Regions from separate parts of the Mus musculus genome. Here region 2 is linked to region 1. The links are chromatin loops, found by intact Hi-C in ENCODE. Cell type or tissue: heart. All regions are shown on one strand. Links, peaks and the distances in the headings refer to the core of each region. The heading gives the core; the rest is flanking DNA. Region 1 holds the start of Ccdc126 (coiled-coil domain containing 126). Region 2 holds the start of Tra2a (transformer 2 alpha).

Region 1 (8,332 bases), core at 61-8,060:
CCAGAAAAAAAGACTAACTCAGATCCCCACCCCAACTACACCAAGGCAAGTTAAGAGAATTCTTTGGCACTGCTGGCTCCTGCAGGCTCTGGATACTTGGGTTTGCAACCTTAGCTGCCCTGTTGTACCCCCTAACCAAGGAAGGGGAGGTGTTTGTATGGACCCCAGAAAGCCTTTAAAGAAATTAAAAAGACCCTACTAATGGCCCCAGCCTTGGCTGACCTAATGAGAAAGCAGGGGCCGTCAGAGGAGTCCTTACTTAAACTTTGGGACCTTGGAAAAGGCCAGTGGCTTACCTATCCAAGAAGTTAGATCCTGTTGCCAGTGGGTGATTTTCTTGCCTGAAAGCTATTGCTGCCATAGCTCTACTTGTCAAGGATGCAGATAGGTTCACTATGGGACAGCAAAATGATCTGAAGGATCAGCCTTGGCCTGGGAGTCTGAGCTGGTCCACAGATGGCAGTAACTTCATGGTTGAAAGTAAGTGGAAGGTGGGGGGGCAGCAGTGGTGGACAGAAAGCAAGTGATCTGGGCCAGCAGCCTCCCTGAAGGGATGTCGGCCTAAAAAGCCAAACTTGTGGCTTTGATACAAGCTCTACGAATGACAAAGGGGAAGTCTATCAACATTTACACTGACAGCAGGTATGCTTTTGCCACTGCACGGAGCAATATACAAAGGGGGCTGTTGACATCTGCAGAGACTGGTTAGACCATTCCCTTATCATATTCTGAGATTACTGGGAGTGGCTGACTCGGTAGTCAAACATTGTGTGCCTTGCCAGCTGGTTAATGCTAATCCTTCTGGAATGCCTCCTGGGAGAAGACTGAGGGGGATCCACCCAGGCACTCACTGGGAAGTAAACATCACTGAAGTGAAGCCAGCCAAGTATGGTAACAAGTACTTATTAGTGTTTATAGACACCTTTTCAGGCTGGGTAGAAGCTTTTCCTACCAGCACTGAGACCGCCAATGTGATGGCCAAGAAGATCCTAGAAGAAATCTTCCCGAGGTTTGGGGTCCCAGGTAAGTCAAGGACAGGCCTCAAAGCTCAGGACAGGTAGAGAGGATGAATAAAACCATTAAAGAGGCACACACCTTTAATCCCAGCACTCGGGAAGCAGAGGCAGGCGGATTTCTGAGTTCGAGGCCAGCCTGGTCTACAGAGTGAGTTCCAGGACAGCCAGGGCTATACAGAGAAACCCTGTCTTGAAATACCAAAAAAAAAAAAAAAAGAGAGAGAGAGAGAGAGAGAGAGAGAGAGAGGGAGGGAGAGAGAGACCCTTACCAAATTGACAGCAGAGACTGTTGCTAATGATTGGATAGCTCTCCTATCCTTTGTGCACCCCTGGACAGTTTGGACTGACCCCCTATGAATTACTCTGGGGGGGGGCACCACTGGTAAAAATAGCCTCTGTACACAGTGATAACATGCTGCTTTCCCAGCCTTTGTTCATTGGGCTCAAGGCACTCCAGTGGGTGAGACAGCAAGCATGGAAGCAGCTCCAGGAGACCTACTCAAGAGAAGGAGACCTGCAAGCCCCACATCGCTTCCAAGTTAGAGATTCAGTCTACCCTTATGGGACACCTTTTGATTTTGCTTCTGCTTTTAATTGTAGGTCCATGTGTGTTAGAAAATACATGTGTCTAGTTCTAAGATTAGAACTATTTACTAGAAAGATCCTGAGAGAGAGAGAGAGAGAGAGAGAGAGAGAGAGAGAAATTATTTAAGCCCCTAGACCTGTGTCTAAAATAGACCTCACTAATGGCAGAGAGTAGAACTTGCCCCATTGTTCCAGGAACCGTTCCTTAAACCCGTTATGCAAACTTGCTAGCTTGCCAAATGCTATAGCCCAATGCCAGGTGTTTGCGGTTTTTGACTTTATAAACCCCTTATCCCTTGAGCTTGTCATCCACTCCTCTATCCCTGCTTGGGATACGAGTCGTCCCCAGTGCACTGGTCTTTCCCAAATAAACCTCTTTCAGTTTGCATCAAGACCGTTTTTCATGAGTGATGTGGGGTGTTGCCTCTCCTGAGTCAGAACATGGGGGAGTCCTTACATTGTGGGTCTTTCACAATCACAGCTCTCAGGAGCTGTACTGGCTAGTTTTGTGTCAACTTGACACAGCTGGAGTTATCACAGAGAAAGGAGCTTCAGTTGAGGAAATGCCTCCATGAGATCCAACTGTAAGGCATTTTCTCAATTAGTGACCAAGGGGGAAAGGCCCCTTGTGGGTGGGAGCATCTCTGGGCTGGTAGTCTTGGGTTCTATAAGAGAGCAGGCTGAGCAAGCCAGGTGAGGCAAGCCAGTAAAGAACATCCCTCCATGGCCTCTGCATCAGCTCCTGCTCCCTGACCTTCTTGAGTTCCAGTCCTGACTTCCTTTGGTGATGAACAGCAGCATGGAAGTATAAGCCGAATAAACCCTTTCCTCCCCAACTTGCTTCTTGATCATGATGTTTGTGCAGGAATAGAAACCCTGACTAAGACAGGAGCCTATGTGGGTTCTATGACAGTCAGTGCTTTGTACAGAGACTCCGTCTTTAAAAAATGTGAAGGCCAAGACCCAAGAGCCAGGATAAGGAAAGCACTCCCTTAGGCCAGCAGGGCCTCATCCCTAGAGGCAACAGATGGAAGATGGCCATACTCTTGCTGGCTACAATATCTAGAGAGCCAACTCTGTAACTTATCCTCCACCTGAGCGGTGGCTATTATTTCTTCAGTTTGCAGACCTTATAGGCATCCATGGTTTTACTGTGCACTATAGCCATTTGCCCCTGACTTAAGTTTAGAAATTATAAATTTCAGTATTGGCTGAACCTCTGTTTAAAACGTTGGTAAAGGTTTTGTTGCATGGTATACACACACACAAAGATAAATTCTATCAGTGCATTTACTTAGCTAAATATATATAAAACATTTAACATTTATAGTTGTACTGGCTGGTTTTGTGTATCAAGTTGACATAAGCTGGAGTTTTCACAGAGAAAGGAGCCTCCCTTGAAGAAATGCCTCTATGAGATCCACCTATAAGACATTTTCTCAATTAGTGATCGCAGGGGGCGGGGCGCATTGTGGGTGGTGCCATCCCTTGGCTGGTAGTCCTGGGTTCTTTAAGAGAGCAGGCTGAGCAAGCCAGGGGAAGCAAAGTGACATCCTTCCATCAGCTCCTGCCTTCTGACCTGCTTGAGTTCCAGTCCTGAATTCCTTTGGTGATGAGCAGCAATGTGGAAGTGTAAGATGAATAAACCCTTTCCTCCCCAACTTGCTTCTTGATCCTGATGTTTATGCAGGAATAGAAACCCCGACTAAGACAATAGTCAACAGATTAAAACCCTGGTTGATATCTACATTTTTTTCTTATGTAGCAAGTTTTCAGCATCTATGTGGTGGCTTGCTGTTACAGTACCTCCTAATTCAGACGAACTACATTGTAGATCCTCGAGGGTCATATATGTCTAGCAGCATTAGAGAGCACAGAACATTTGTGTCCAGATTATCCCATTTTGTGCATTGGTTACATGGGTTTTTTTTCTCCTTAGTTAGGGCCCTGGTTGGATCCCCCTTTCCTTCTCCTCCCCTCCTTCTACTGTGACGTGGAGGATCAAACTATCCTCATACAAGGTATTAATAAACCCCTACATGTGCTGGTGTTCTACAGATGGAACACTTTGTTTTGCCCTTGATTCTTTTTCTTGTGATTAAAATTCTTTGTACATTCTGAGTACAAGGCCTTTCTTGATTTATATATTTCAAGGGTCTCATTCCACTCTTAAGGCTTGTCTTTTGTTTGTTGCTGTTAAAACTGTCTTTCCCAGGCTGCATTTGATTTCCAGGTCCTCCTGTTTTGTTTGGTGTGTGTGTGTGTGTGTGTGTGTGTGTGTGTGTGTGTGTATGTATGTGTGAAAGAGCGACAGAGAGAGAGAGAGAGAGAAACACACAGAGAAAGACACAGAGACACAGAGAGAGAGACACACAGAGACACACACAGAGACACAGAGAGAGAGATGCACACAGAGAGGCACACAGAGAGAGGCACACACAGAGACATATACACACACAGATAGAGAGAGACAGAGGGAGAGAGAATTTTATGAGTATTGGTATTTTGCTTGCATATACCTTAGTGTACCAACTGTATTCCTGGTGAGGCCAGAGGAAGACTGTCAGATATCCAGAAATGGGGTGACAGATGGTTGTGAGCCACCATGTGGATTCTGGAAACTAAACCCGAGTGCTCTCTAAGCACAAGGGCTCAGCCATCTTTCCAGCCCAATTTGACTTTTTAACGTGTAATTTTGTGTGTGCTGAGCATTTAATCAGGGCCATATTCATGCTAGCCAAGTGTTCTACCACTAAGCTGCATACCAAGTCCCGAAGTACTTGATTTTTTAAAAATGTATTAACTTTGTTAAACTCTTATTAATTGTAATAATTTGTCTACAAGTTGTTTTGTATTTGTCATGTGTATACATATTTATACCATCCGTGACAAGAATATCTTTAAAACACTTTATTTGTATTCATGTAATTGTGTGTGAGTGTGCTGAGGTCTGCAGAGGCCAGAAGCAGATGGGATCCCTTGGAGCTGGAGTTCCAAGAGATTATGAACCTCTTGATGTGGGAGCTGGTAATTGAACTCTGGTCTTCTGGTCCCTCAGCAAACTGTCTGAACTTTTGAGCTAGGTCTCCAGTCCTCAGAAAAGGATAGTTTGTTTCTATTAGTCTTTAGTCCTTTTAGTTATTTTTTTATCCTATTTCCCTGAGTGAGGACCTTCAGGAGCACCATGGGGACATTGGACTCTCCAACACTAGGATGCCCTCTAGTGTCAGACAACAGCATTAGGGGTTTCTTTTCTAGTGGAAGGTAGATAGTAGGATGCTTCACCACTAGTGGCGAATAGGGTGCTGAGTTTTCTCTAGTAGCAATGCAGCTGCTGCGCCTCTTAGTTGCTAAGCAACCGCGTCGCCCTGAGCCCCTGGGCCAACAGCACGTGCTGTCTCTCCGCAAGGCGGGACTACATTCCCCACAATGCCGCGCGCAGTAGGCCCTGGCCGGAGAATGGGGGAAGGGTGGCCGGGAGGCGGAGCGGAAACCGGGAGTAGCGTCCCCGGGTGCCGAGCGCTCTCGGTCCTACCTCCGTCCTGGCCCGCAGGCTGTTGCGGCGCCGCTAACGCCCTCCCGTGGCGGGCTGTGGCTGTACTTCCAGTTTGTGAGCCCCGCGGCGGCGGCCCGCGTGATTGAAAGGAAACCAGCAGGCCAGGTCAGACGGAGGAGATTGGGGAGGCGGGAGGCGGTGTCCCTGCGGCCCCGGCTTTGCTACTTTGACAGCCTCGACCGCCGGGCCGGGCTCCGCGGTGCTCTGCGGGGATGGGCAGTCTCTGCGGCCGCGCTCATTTGTGCTCCACTCTTGACAGCTCAATTCTCTCGTTAGGAGAAGGACGTGAAATGCCCATTAAACCTGCCAAACTCTTCTCCTGGGAGGCTGGGGAGGAACTTTATCTGCTGTAGGTACAGGCGGTGGCAATTGAATGGCCAGGCAGCCAGGATTCGAACCCCTGGCGTCCCTCTGCCTGCTGCTTCATTCAGGCTAAGCAATGGCTCCAAGCCGATGTGTTTCATCCAGCAGATGGAGATCTCATACAGTTTTAAGTTGTTAGATTTATGGATAATAAGCTATTACACCTTGAGTTTTTCATTTGATGAAAAGATGTTTTGAATGTGATTCGAAGTGTGTGGACTTTTGGTTAATCACTAGGTTGTGTGTTCAGTTTATATTTTTACTTCTTACATGCAGAGAATTCCTTAAGATATGCTGGCTTCTTAATTTCCGCCCCTTTAAGATGGCTGAGAATGTTCTAAGGAAATTGATGACTCTGCTTTCCTGGGGATCAGCTCTGTATATAACTGTACAAGGACTCACCTCCCCCACCTCCCTAGCCTGGTCCCATAGGAAACCCTTAAAAGGAGATTAAAGGCTTTGTCCGTCAGATCCTTTGCAGCTTTGCCCTATGTCAACTTTCTGTACTGTTTCTAATGGTTCAGTCGTTTCTCTCCTCCCCACTCCCCTTCTCTCATTTTCTAGACAGGATTTCTCTGTGTAGCCCTGGCTGTCCTGGAACTCACTCAGTAGACCAGAAAACTATAAATCCCCTTACGCATTTATTCGTGACCAGGCTGGCCTCAAACTCAAGAGATCCTCCTGCCTCCGCCTCCCTAGTGCTGGGATTAAAGGTGTGCGCCACCATCACCTGACACCCACTTAGGATTTCTGTTCCCAGGTTATAGTTTTTGTCTGGAGACACATTGAGTGAATGCAGTAAATCTGATCAGGAACGACTTCAACGTGTTCAGGTTCTGTCAGTTGTTTTTACCCTTGCTTTCTCAATGTTATTGACATTGGGTTTTCAAGGAAAGCTTTATAAAACTTTAACTGAATTTCATTTTTATTTAACGTGTATGCCCTGTATGTACTATTTTGAGTCGAGACATGATGATTTATGTGACTGTGTGATATCTTTAGGGAAAGGGGAGCCTTCTAATGATTGCTAGAACAGTAGCAGTTAATAATTGTGGAAGGGGGCATACGCATGCAAACATTTCTGATTAACCTTAAAACGTGCGGCAGAAACACTCATTTTGAAGAAAATGTCTCTCCTTGGTGTTATGAGTGCAGTAGAGGAGAAGGTGAGAACCGCAGCCTTGGTTCTTGTCCTGTTCTGCCACCATCCGCATGACCTTAGCTCTGCTTTCTCTGCAGTTCTCCTTTCCCCGTGTCTACAGTAATGAACAGATCGATTCGTCTATCTCAGACTTCCAATGCTAAGGATCTTGGAACATCCATTTTACTATAGCGGAAAACTATAAATCCCCTTACACATTTATTCGTGTCCTTGTTCCCTGCCCTTTACGTTTTACAGTTCTTTCCTTCCACCCTGATAAAAAGGGATTCTCGTGGAAGAGCTAGGAAGCTGCAGAAATCATGATCCCTACCAACCAGCATCGGCTCTGCGAGCTGCGGCTCCTTTTCCTTCCATCCTAGTGGTCCTGGGTACCTCTTGCCTGTGCACTCTTAGCTTCTGGTCTCACTTCTCTAACCCGTTTTCATTTTTCCTTTTCATAAATTCATCTGCTTCAGCCATTGTTTTCTCTCTGGTCTCTTTATGTAGAAGGCCCCTGGCAGGGGTGCCCTGTGCTAGCCCGTTCATCTGGAAAGAGGTGTAGGGCCATATGACACAAGCTATGATTGGCTAAGGCTCTGAGCAGCTCAGCCTGTGACCGAAATATCTGATGCTGCATAATGTGGTTTTAGATTAAACACTCTCTACAGCACAGTGATAAAGCACTCTTCTTTTGATATAGTGCTTCCTGTTTTCAATCCCAGCCTTACTTTACCCCCACCCCTATCTCACCATAGCTCTGGCTGGACTGGAACTCGCTGTGTAGACTGGTCTTCAACTCACTGAGCTCTAACTGCTTCTGCCTGCCTCATGCTGGAATTAAAGCCCTGTGCCATCAGGCAAGAGTACTTTAGTGTACTTTATTCTCTCTCTCTCTCTCTTTTTTTTTTTTTTTTTTTTGGTTTTTTGAGACAGGGTTTCTCTGTATAGCCCTGGCTGTCCTGGAGCTCACTTTGTAGACCAGGCTGGCCTCGAACTCAGAAATCCGCCTGCCTCTGCCTCCTGAGTGCTGGAATTAAAGGCGTGCGCCACCACCACGCCCGGCTTTATTCTCTCTTTTAAGATCTATTTTTATAATTGTTACCGCTGTTGCTTCTCTTCCCCAAGATGCCATCTGAAAATGTTAAGATATCTCTGTGTCACCTTAGTAGGAACTCTTGTGTAGCTTTCTTCAAGGCAGTAGATTTTATTTATTTATTTTTCAACCTTTAGTTCTTAGCACTGTGGATTGAACTCAGTAGCTACATACCCCCAGGCCTAAGCATCTTCAAGTTTAGGCCTAATTATAGAGTTGGTAGCTGTTGCCTGTGTTAATTCTTTTCCACCAGATATTTGCTTCAGGCAGTATTATGTAGAGAAAATATTTTAGGAATGGACAGTTTCCAGAAATTCCATTCCAGGGCCAAGTCTGGTGTGTGTGTGTCTGTGTGTGTAGGGCTTAGTTCTGCATCTTGCATTGGAGAGAGCTATGTGTACTTCTGACTGTTGGTGAACATACCATATCTTTTTTATACTCTACATATGCCTCTATGGCTGTGAAGTCCTTTGGAGACAACAGGCGGGTGTGATGCTTATAGCACCTTAGGCTGAGTGCCGGCAGCTCTGCTTTTGGCTGCTGCTGCCGCTGCCACCTCTGTTAGATATTATTCATAA
Region 2 (8,332 bases), core at 188-8,187, 50 kb before region 1:
AACCTCCTGGTGTCCCCGGCGCCTGACGTCAAGGGGCGGACCTGTGATGACGTCGTCGCGAACCCCGCCTCCGCCCCGGGAGGCTTTGTGTCCGCCTGGCCTAGCGCGGGAGATTGGCGGGTTTCAAGAGCTTGCTGTTTGGCGTTGGGTCGGTTTGTCCTCCGGGTGCTGGAATTAAAGGCGTGTGTCATCGCCTGGCTTTGCCTGTGGGGTTTTGTTCTTGAGTTTTTTTGGTTTTGTTCTCTTTAGGTATGGAACTCAGGTCTTTCTTGCATAGCAAAACAAACCAACCAAAAACAAGCAAACAAAAACCCAACAAACAAACCGACTTTTCCAGCTGAGTTTTCCTTATCCCCAGTATCTGCCCCCCCCCCTTTTTTTTTTTTTGGTTTGGTTTTTTTACAGAGACAGGGTTTCTCTGTATAGCCTTGGCTGTCCTGGAACTCACTTTGTAGGCCAGGCTGGCCTCGAACTCAGAAATCTGCCTGCCTCTGCCTTCCGAGTGCTGGGATTAAAGGCGTGAGCCACCACGCCCGGCTAGTATCTGCCCTTTTAAACGTTGAAATAACAATATATACACAGATGGGGTTATACTGAAAAGCCATGAGTTTCTCACTCTTCTCTGCTTCCAAACCTCAAGACAGGGTTTCTGTGTAACCCTGGCTGTCCTGGAACTCCCTCTGTAGACCAGGCTGGCCTGGAACTCACAGAAATCTGCCTGCCTCTGCCTCCCAAGTTCTGGGAATAAAGGCATGAGCTCCCACCACAGCGGGGGGCATTTTAATTGAAGTTCCCTCCTCTCAGGTGACCTTATCTGTGCCAAGTTGATAGAAAATTATCCAGCACACCTAGCATGTACTAGGCTCTGGGTTTAGTCCTCAACACTGTAGAACATGTAAATAAATAAAAATAAATTGGGGGAATATATTGTTTGGCAACATTAGTATCCATACTTCTTGCTCTAGAAAAATAAGGAACACCAGCACAAATAATGAATTCACAAAGACCTGAAATAGCTGGGTGTGGTGATCTGTGCCTGTGATCCCACCACTTAGGCGTCTAGAAGGAAGGACTGTTGGAAGTTCCAGCCAACCTGAGATATAAAAAGAGAGCCTATCAGAAATGTCAGAGAGCTAGTTATCAAACTCTTTAAAAAAAAAAAGATTTATTATATGTAAGTACACTGTAGCTGTCTTCAGACACACCAGAAGAGGGTGTTAGATCTCATTATGGATGGCTGTGAACCACCATGTGGTTGCTGGGATTTGAACTCAGGACCTTCAGAAGAGCAGTCAGTGCTCTTAACCGCTGAGCTATCCCTCCAGCCCCCATTATTAAACTCTTAATGGTTTGGACTCAGCCACAACAGGAAGATTTATGTTGTGAATATCAGCAAATCATTTTTCTTCCTCTTTCTTTCAGAGAGCTCATTATTAAATACTTACCCTTCTATTCATGTAATATCATGTAAGTTAATATGTAGTGTTATTTTGTAAGTGCATTTAGAACAGCACATTCCTGATTTACTATATTGTTGTTTCTTCAATTTTTTATTGGATATTTTCTTTATTTACATTTCAAATGTTTTCCCCTTTCCAGGTCTCCCATTCTGAAACCCCCACCACCACCACCCCATCCCCTGCCTCTGTGAGGGTGTTCCCCCATCCACCCACCCACCCACTCCTGTCTTCCTGCCCTGGCATTCCCCTACACTGGGGCATCAAACCCCTTCTCTCCTCCCACTGATGTCCAACAAGGCCATCCTCTGCCACATATATGGCCAGCGCCATGGGGCCCTCCATGTGTATTCTTTGGTTGGTGGTCCAGCTCCCTGGGAGCTCAGTGGGTGGGGGTGGGGGAGAGGTCTGGCCTGTTGTCACTGTTGCTCCCTCCTTGGGGCTGCAAAGCCCTTGTGTGTTTCTTTCTTTCCTTTTTTTTTTTTTTTTTTTTGGGTTTTTTTTTTTGTTTGTTTGTTTGTTTTTTTGTTTTTTTGTTTTTTTTTTGGTTTTTCAAAACAGGGTTTCTCTGTATAGCCCTGGCTGTCCTGGAGCTCACTTTGTAGACCAGGCTGGCCTCAAACTCAGAAATCCGCTTGCCTCTGCCGCCCGAGTGCTGGGATTAAAGGTGTGCGCCACCATGCCAGGCTCCCTTGTGTGTTTCTAATTTAACTCCCCAACAGCACTGTGGGTTTTATTCGTGTTTTGAGATGGAGTCTCCCTGTGTAGCTCAGGATAGAGTTGAATGCATGACCATTCCTGCATCAGCCTATCGTGTGCTTGGGTTACAGGCATGCAACATCACATCCCCTCTAGCTCACGATATTGTGATAAGATGCATTGAAGTTGATATGTGCAACTCTCATTTTCTTCAATAATAATGTTGCCCTGCTTCACCTGCAAGATCCATAAAGATAGATATTCCTTTAAGAAAAAAGCGTTAGGGCTGGGACTGTAGCTCAGTGGTAGACTATGTGCTTCCCATATGCAATGCCTTGTATCTTTTGTTTTTATTTTTTTGTTTTTCTATCTGGCCTGTACTTTCAAGGGAGATGGAAGAGAATTGCTACAAGTTCAAGTCCAGCTTTGGACTTTATGATAAATCCTAAGCTGCACAGTGAGTATCTGCCTCAAGACAACAACAAATGAAAAATGTTAGTTAATGTAGAAAATAATAGATTTCAGAGCTGAAGAGATAGTGATTAAAGCACTGGGTGCTCTTCCAAAGGCCCTGGATTCAATCCCCAAGCACCCACATGGTAGCTCATACCCATCTATAGCTCCAGTTTCAGGGGACTTGATAACCTTCATCTAGTCTCTATGGAGACCAGGCATGTTTGTGGTGCTTAGACATACATGCAGGAAAAACACTCATTCAAGCAAAATACAATAAAAATAATTTTAAAAAGAAAATAAATTTCTATGACATTTCATACATATATTAGTAGACCTTGTTCATATTTCTCTCTTGCTATCCTTCCCCATTATCTCTTCCTTTAGGGATCCTTCTCACAACTAGTTCCTTGCAGACACACACACACACACACACACACACACACACACACCAGTTTCTGTTCCACATATATATGGGGGAGGGGTGAATCTGTGGCCACTGAGACCAACAGTGTATTGATCCACTGGAGGCCACAAGGAAATCTGGTTCAACAGAACTAAGTAGCTGGGATTGGCTCAAAACTCCCCGAGTCTGACTTCAGGCGATTTATTTTAGGCATATTTAAACACAGCACAATTTTAGAAAAATGCTTCCTGATAATTACCGCAGTCCCGCGTGTATCACAAAGTCTAAGGCATGTCTACAATGAAAATCTTTGTAAAGCGTATGACCTCTTCCATAAAGATGAGTTCCATAGATTGACTACTGCTGTATAAATTATATTTAATCTCAATCCAGGGTTTCTACCTCATCTTAGATCGTTTAGTTCCCAGATAAAAGTGCACAACAGTTATAATTTTCATAAGCTTTAATCAGAACAAGAGCTGGGCAGATATCTGTCCTCTGCGCTATTATGTCTATTTCCCAGACAATAATCCCATTACATAATTTGTCATGTTTCTTCAGGGCTGCTCTTAACTCCAATTAGCCAATCCACATGGCCATTATTTTAAGATCCTTATCCTGCGGTAGCTTCTCTGCTATTTTCCTTCTCTTTCCACCTCATGGTTCTCCTTTGACCCCAAGCACTGGAACATTAAACTCCACCCATCTCTCTTCTGTCCAGCTATAGGCTGTAGGCACCTTTATTCACCAATCAGGAATAACTTGGGGGGCAAGGTCACTTAGCATTACTTGGATCTGAGTTCGGTCTCTAGGAGCAACCAGTATTTAGTAGAGCAAAAGACTAAACCTCAACAGACTATCTGTAACCGTTTAAGGATCCGGAGGAGGTGTGGTCTCAGTCACACAGTGCAGAGGTCACCAGGCTATCAAACACTTCTGCTCCCATTTGTAAAGTACAAGTCCAGGGCTCACAACCACCCGTAATGAGATCTGACACCCTCTTTTGGTACATCTGAAGACAGCTACAGTGTACCTATTTATAATAATAAATAAATCTTTGGGCCAGAGGGAGCGGGGTTGACTGGAGCGAGCAGAGGTCCTAAAATTCAATTCCCAACACCCACATGAAGGCTCACAACCATTTGTACAGCTACAGTGTACTCATATACATAAAAAAAAAAAGTACATGCCCACATCTCCCAGAAGGATAAGTGCTACAGATTGACTGAGAAACAGTGCTCAAGATAAGGGTCTGGGAGCATTCCTGAGATAAACATAAAAGTCAGGGGAGCCAGGTGTGGCCTTGTCCTAAGGTTAGCACAGAAGTCACCAGGCGATTAAACCACACCTGAAATGGAAACTTCTAGTTTTGGGGGAAGTTAGTTGTGCCAAATGATGGTTTGCTGGGGCACACAGGTGAAAGGATGTGTGGATATAGTTGGCACGTGAAAGGACACATGACACGTGATGAAGGAGTATAAATATGACCCTACAGACAGTAGGAGCACTGAGCCTTGGTATGGTTTGCTCTGCCTCGCTATTCTTTGCTAAGGATAAGGATGCATTGGTTCCCCTTACATAGTGTTGTTGAGCTCAACTTGTGATGATTCCAACCTTGAGAGAAACTGTCTCAAGAACTGCTCATAAGGTTCCTGCTACTTCAGCGGCCTCGCTGGTTGGCGAGCCTAGTGGTTTCTTCAGGACTGAATTACAGCTGCCTGGTGTCTGCCTGCCTAGAGGACTGGTCTGCAGCTGCTGAGTCGTATTTGGTGTTTGCTACAGGACTGAACTGCTATCCAAGAAGATCGAGCTCGCCCCCAAAGAACTGGTGCTGAACAGGTCCACTCCCCCCACATCCTAATAATTTTTCCTTTCCACTACCTCTGCTGGGTGGTGGGCCAGAGGAAAGGTTGAACCCTTATTAAAAGTTATTAAACCCTTATTAAAAGTTTGCATATACACACCTATTCCCATTGCTTCGAAGAGAAAAGCCCTGGATGTTTAACATTCCGGTTTCCCTAGTGCTTGTCTGTGAGCACAGGACCTCTGTGCCCCCGACATACGTGCTGTGCTGGCTTTCTTTCCCTCGTTTTCTCTCTTGCCCTCCTTCCCTCTCCGTCTAGACCCTATTTCCACCCATCGTAGTCCCACTTAATGTCTGCCTCTGTTGAGTTAAGACCTCCTGGATTACTAACCTCCTGGCTCGTCAAACCCTACTGAGAATTTCACTTTATCTCCCTTCCAACTAGATCAAGCTTGGAGAGGAGAAATAGCCAGGCAATGGAAATGTCCTATGTAGGACTCTGCCAAGCTTACAGACCCAAGTCCACCACCAGGCGGCAGTAGAAACACGCTAGAAATGCAGGCTGCCAGGGCTCTCCAACAATGGTCTCCAATGCTCTCACACCCCAACGTCCCCCATCCCACCCCCACCTTTTTTTCTGCTTGGACATTTTCATTCTGATCAACTTGTCTTTTATTAATATTACTCCCCCCTCCTTTTTTTTTTTTGGAGACAGGGTTTCCCTGTGCAGTCCTGGGTGTCCTGGAACTCACTCTGTAGACCAGGCTGGCCTCGAACTCAGAAATCTGCCTGCCTCTGCCTCCCAGCAGTGGGATTACAGGCGTGCGCCACCACTGCCCGGCCAATATTACCCTTCTATAGAGTCATGCAAATGTGTTTTCTCTCTCTCTCTCTCTCTCTCTCTCTCTCTCCCTCTCTCTCTCCCTCTCTCCCTCCCTCTCTCCCTCCCTCCCCCCTCCCCCCCTTTCTTTTCTCTTTTTGTTATTCCAAGGCCCGGTTTCACTAGCTCAGGTTGTCTTGGAACTCACTGTACAGATCAACTCTGCCTCTGTCCTCCGAGTGCTGAAATTAAAGGTGTGTGCCACCATGCCTTGCTGCAAATGTATATGATTTATGTTTACTCTTTATGTCTGGTAATACTAAATTTAAAGTTCTGAAGCAGAACCGAAGGCACTGAGATAAAAATCATGCGACACAATCCTTTTACAGTGAGTCATTTAAATGCACTTCCGGGGGCGTTTCAGTGAGTCATTAGCTGAGTTCGTGAGAGGATGGGTTCAGTGTTTTCCTGCTGTCCTGCACAAACACCACCGTCTAACCCAGCACTTTGGCACCATCCCAGAAAAACGGGTCCTTAGTAGTCACTCTCTACTCCCATCCCCGCGTCTTATTGTAACGGCAAATCTGCCTTATGTCTCCATAGATACCCCATTGTGGGCATTTTGTAGGAATGGATTTGGTATGGCAGCCGGAGACTTATCTATGACAATAGGGATAAAGTTCCTTTTGTTTGTTTGTTTTGAGTTTTGTCTAGAACATTAAAAAGTAATGTACAAATAGAAAAAACACCTTGGAATTATCAGTGACCTTAATTTAACAAAATAATACTTATACTATACAAAATATAATACAACTTGTCTGCTCTCTTGGATAGGAACACTTTTTGTTGTTTAATTTGTTTTAAAATTTATTTTTAATTCATTCACTTTACATCTAGATTGCTGTCCTCTCCTCTCACAGTCCCTCTGAGAGAATAGAGGTCCCCCTTGGGTACCTCCTTCCCAGAACATCAAGTCTCTGAAGGGCTAGGAGCTTCTTCTCCCACTGAGGCCAGACAAGGCAGCTGAGTTAGGGGAACAGATTCCATAGACAGGCAACAGCTTTAGGGACAGCCTCTGCTTCAGTTGTTCAGGACCCACCTGAAGACCAAGCTGCACATCTGCTACATTTGGGGGGGTTGGTGTGCTAGGTCCAGCCCATGTATGCTCTTTGGTTGGTGGTTCAGTCTTTGAGAGCCCCATTGTTTTTTGTTTTTGAATTATGATACATTAGGAGCAGAGGAATGCAGGTGACTGAGAAAGGTTTGTAGGGTTCAGGGAGTCTTTTTTTTTTTAATTATTATGGTTATGCTTAATTTATGTGTGAGAGAAGAACCTCTTTTTTTTTTATGGATCTTTTTCTTAAAGAGTTATTTATTTATTTTATGTATATGAGTACACTATAGCAGCCTTCAGACACACCAGAAGAGAGCATCAGTTCCCATTACAGATGGTTGTGAGCTTCCATGTGGTTGTTGGGAATTGAACTCAAGACCTCTGGAAAAGCAGTCAGAACTCTTAACCACTAAGCCAGGTTCAGGGAGTCCTAATTCCCCAGGATATAATAAGTCAAATAATAGCCAGGTATTACCCACAATGCTCTCTGGCTTCTCCTGAAGGTGGGCTTTTTTTCCTCATGGGCTTGTAGGCTCTTGGCCCAGAGCTGGCCAGAAGTGTTTCTGGTGAATTTTGCCACAGCTCATAGCTCAGGCATTTCTGGGACAGCTGGGCCTTTTAGCAAATGTCGAGGGAAGGGGGTTGTATCTGTCTTGTAGCTTTCCCAAAGGTAACAGTGATGAATTCATAACAACCTCCTCTTATGGGGACCAACAGGAAATAAATGAGTTTCCTCATCATACTGGCAGAGGTAACCACATCTAGAGCGAGAGAAAGTAGAAGTTCTCATACAAGATACAAGCAGGGAGATGGAGTTGGATCTCTTTCAAATTATCTCCTGATACAGAAGAGCCACATCATATCTTAGAACACAAGCATTCCTTCAAAATGTTTGTCTTGTAAGACTCCAGGGAGTCTTAGCTTACCAGGGACCCCCTCAGTGAACCACGTGGAGCCAGGATCGATGCAAAAAGCAAGAGAAATTTATTGTTCATGTGCAATGGGGTTGTCCCAGACCCGAAGGAGAGGTGGCGACCACCAGCACCAGTTCCTCCAGTTTTTTGTATGCATCAGCAACTAGGCACAATATGATTGGCGGAACAGTGCACCCTTTAAACTTATTGGTCTTTAGGGAATGAGGTGACAAGGACTTCCCTTGTCTGAAGGTGAGCAACAGTCAGTCCTGCGGAATGTGTCCCCACCCGAAGGTCCCTTCAGGCCCTGTGGTCAGAGAAATGCTAATTAGCCTCTCCCTTCCAGAGGGGCAAGTGTTTCTTGACCTTCCCAAAGTTCCTATGCTGACCTTTTCAGTCTCTGGTTGTTATTTCTACTGTTGCCCACGGGCAAGAAAACAATCCTGTATACAGGTGTGAGAGGCATCTGGCACTGCAGGCTGTATCACTGGCAACAGGGACACAGTGAAAATGGCAACCTAAAGTTATGATTGCTATAAAAAATTTTTTTGTTTGTTTGTTTTTGAGACAGGATTTCTCTGTGTAATCCTGGCTGTTCTGGAACTCACTCTGTAGACCAGGCTAGCCTCTTCCTCCCAAGTGCTGGGATTAAAGGCATGTGCCAC

Evidence for each region. Hi-C counts contacts between places; a loop is a spot of excess contacts. Peaks named below come from ENCODE experiments on the same cell type or tissue, not always from the same donor. Only the 100,000 strongest peaks of a DNase experiment are listed, where the experiment ranks them.
Region 2: it touches region 1 in a loop (6-fold over the local background); 27 of 42 quality-filtered maps call a loop at or near these places.

The regions. Positions count from the first base shown.
Region 1 is chr6:49,314,219-49,322,550 of GRCm38, forward strand. It overlaps Ccdc126 (coiled-coil domain containing 126), which reads left to right and starts at 5,056. Exons shown (of 3, transcript NM_175098.6): 1 at 5,056-5,262. In heart, for the core only: CTCF peaks have their summits at 4,890 and 5,090; a DNase peak (open chromatin) is centred at 5,013; H3K4me3 peaks cover 1,461 bases; H3K27ac peaks cover 775 bases.
Region 2 is chr6:49,264,049-49,272,380 of GRCm38, forward strand. Tra2a (transformer 2 alpha) reads right to left here and starts at 4. Exons shown (of 8, transcript NM_198102.2): 1 at 1-4. In heart, for the core only: a CTCF peak has its summit at 5,348 (motif pointing right); a DNase peak (open chromatin) is centred at 5,353; H3K4me3 peaks cover 213 bases; H3K27ac peaks cover 248 bases.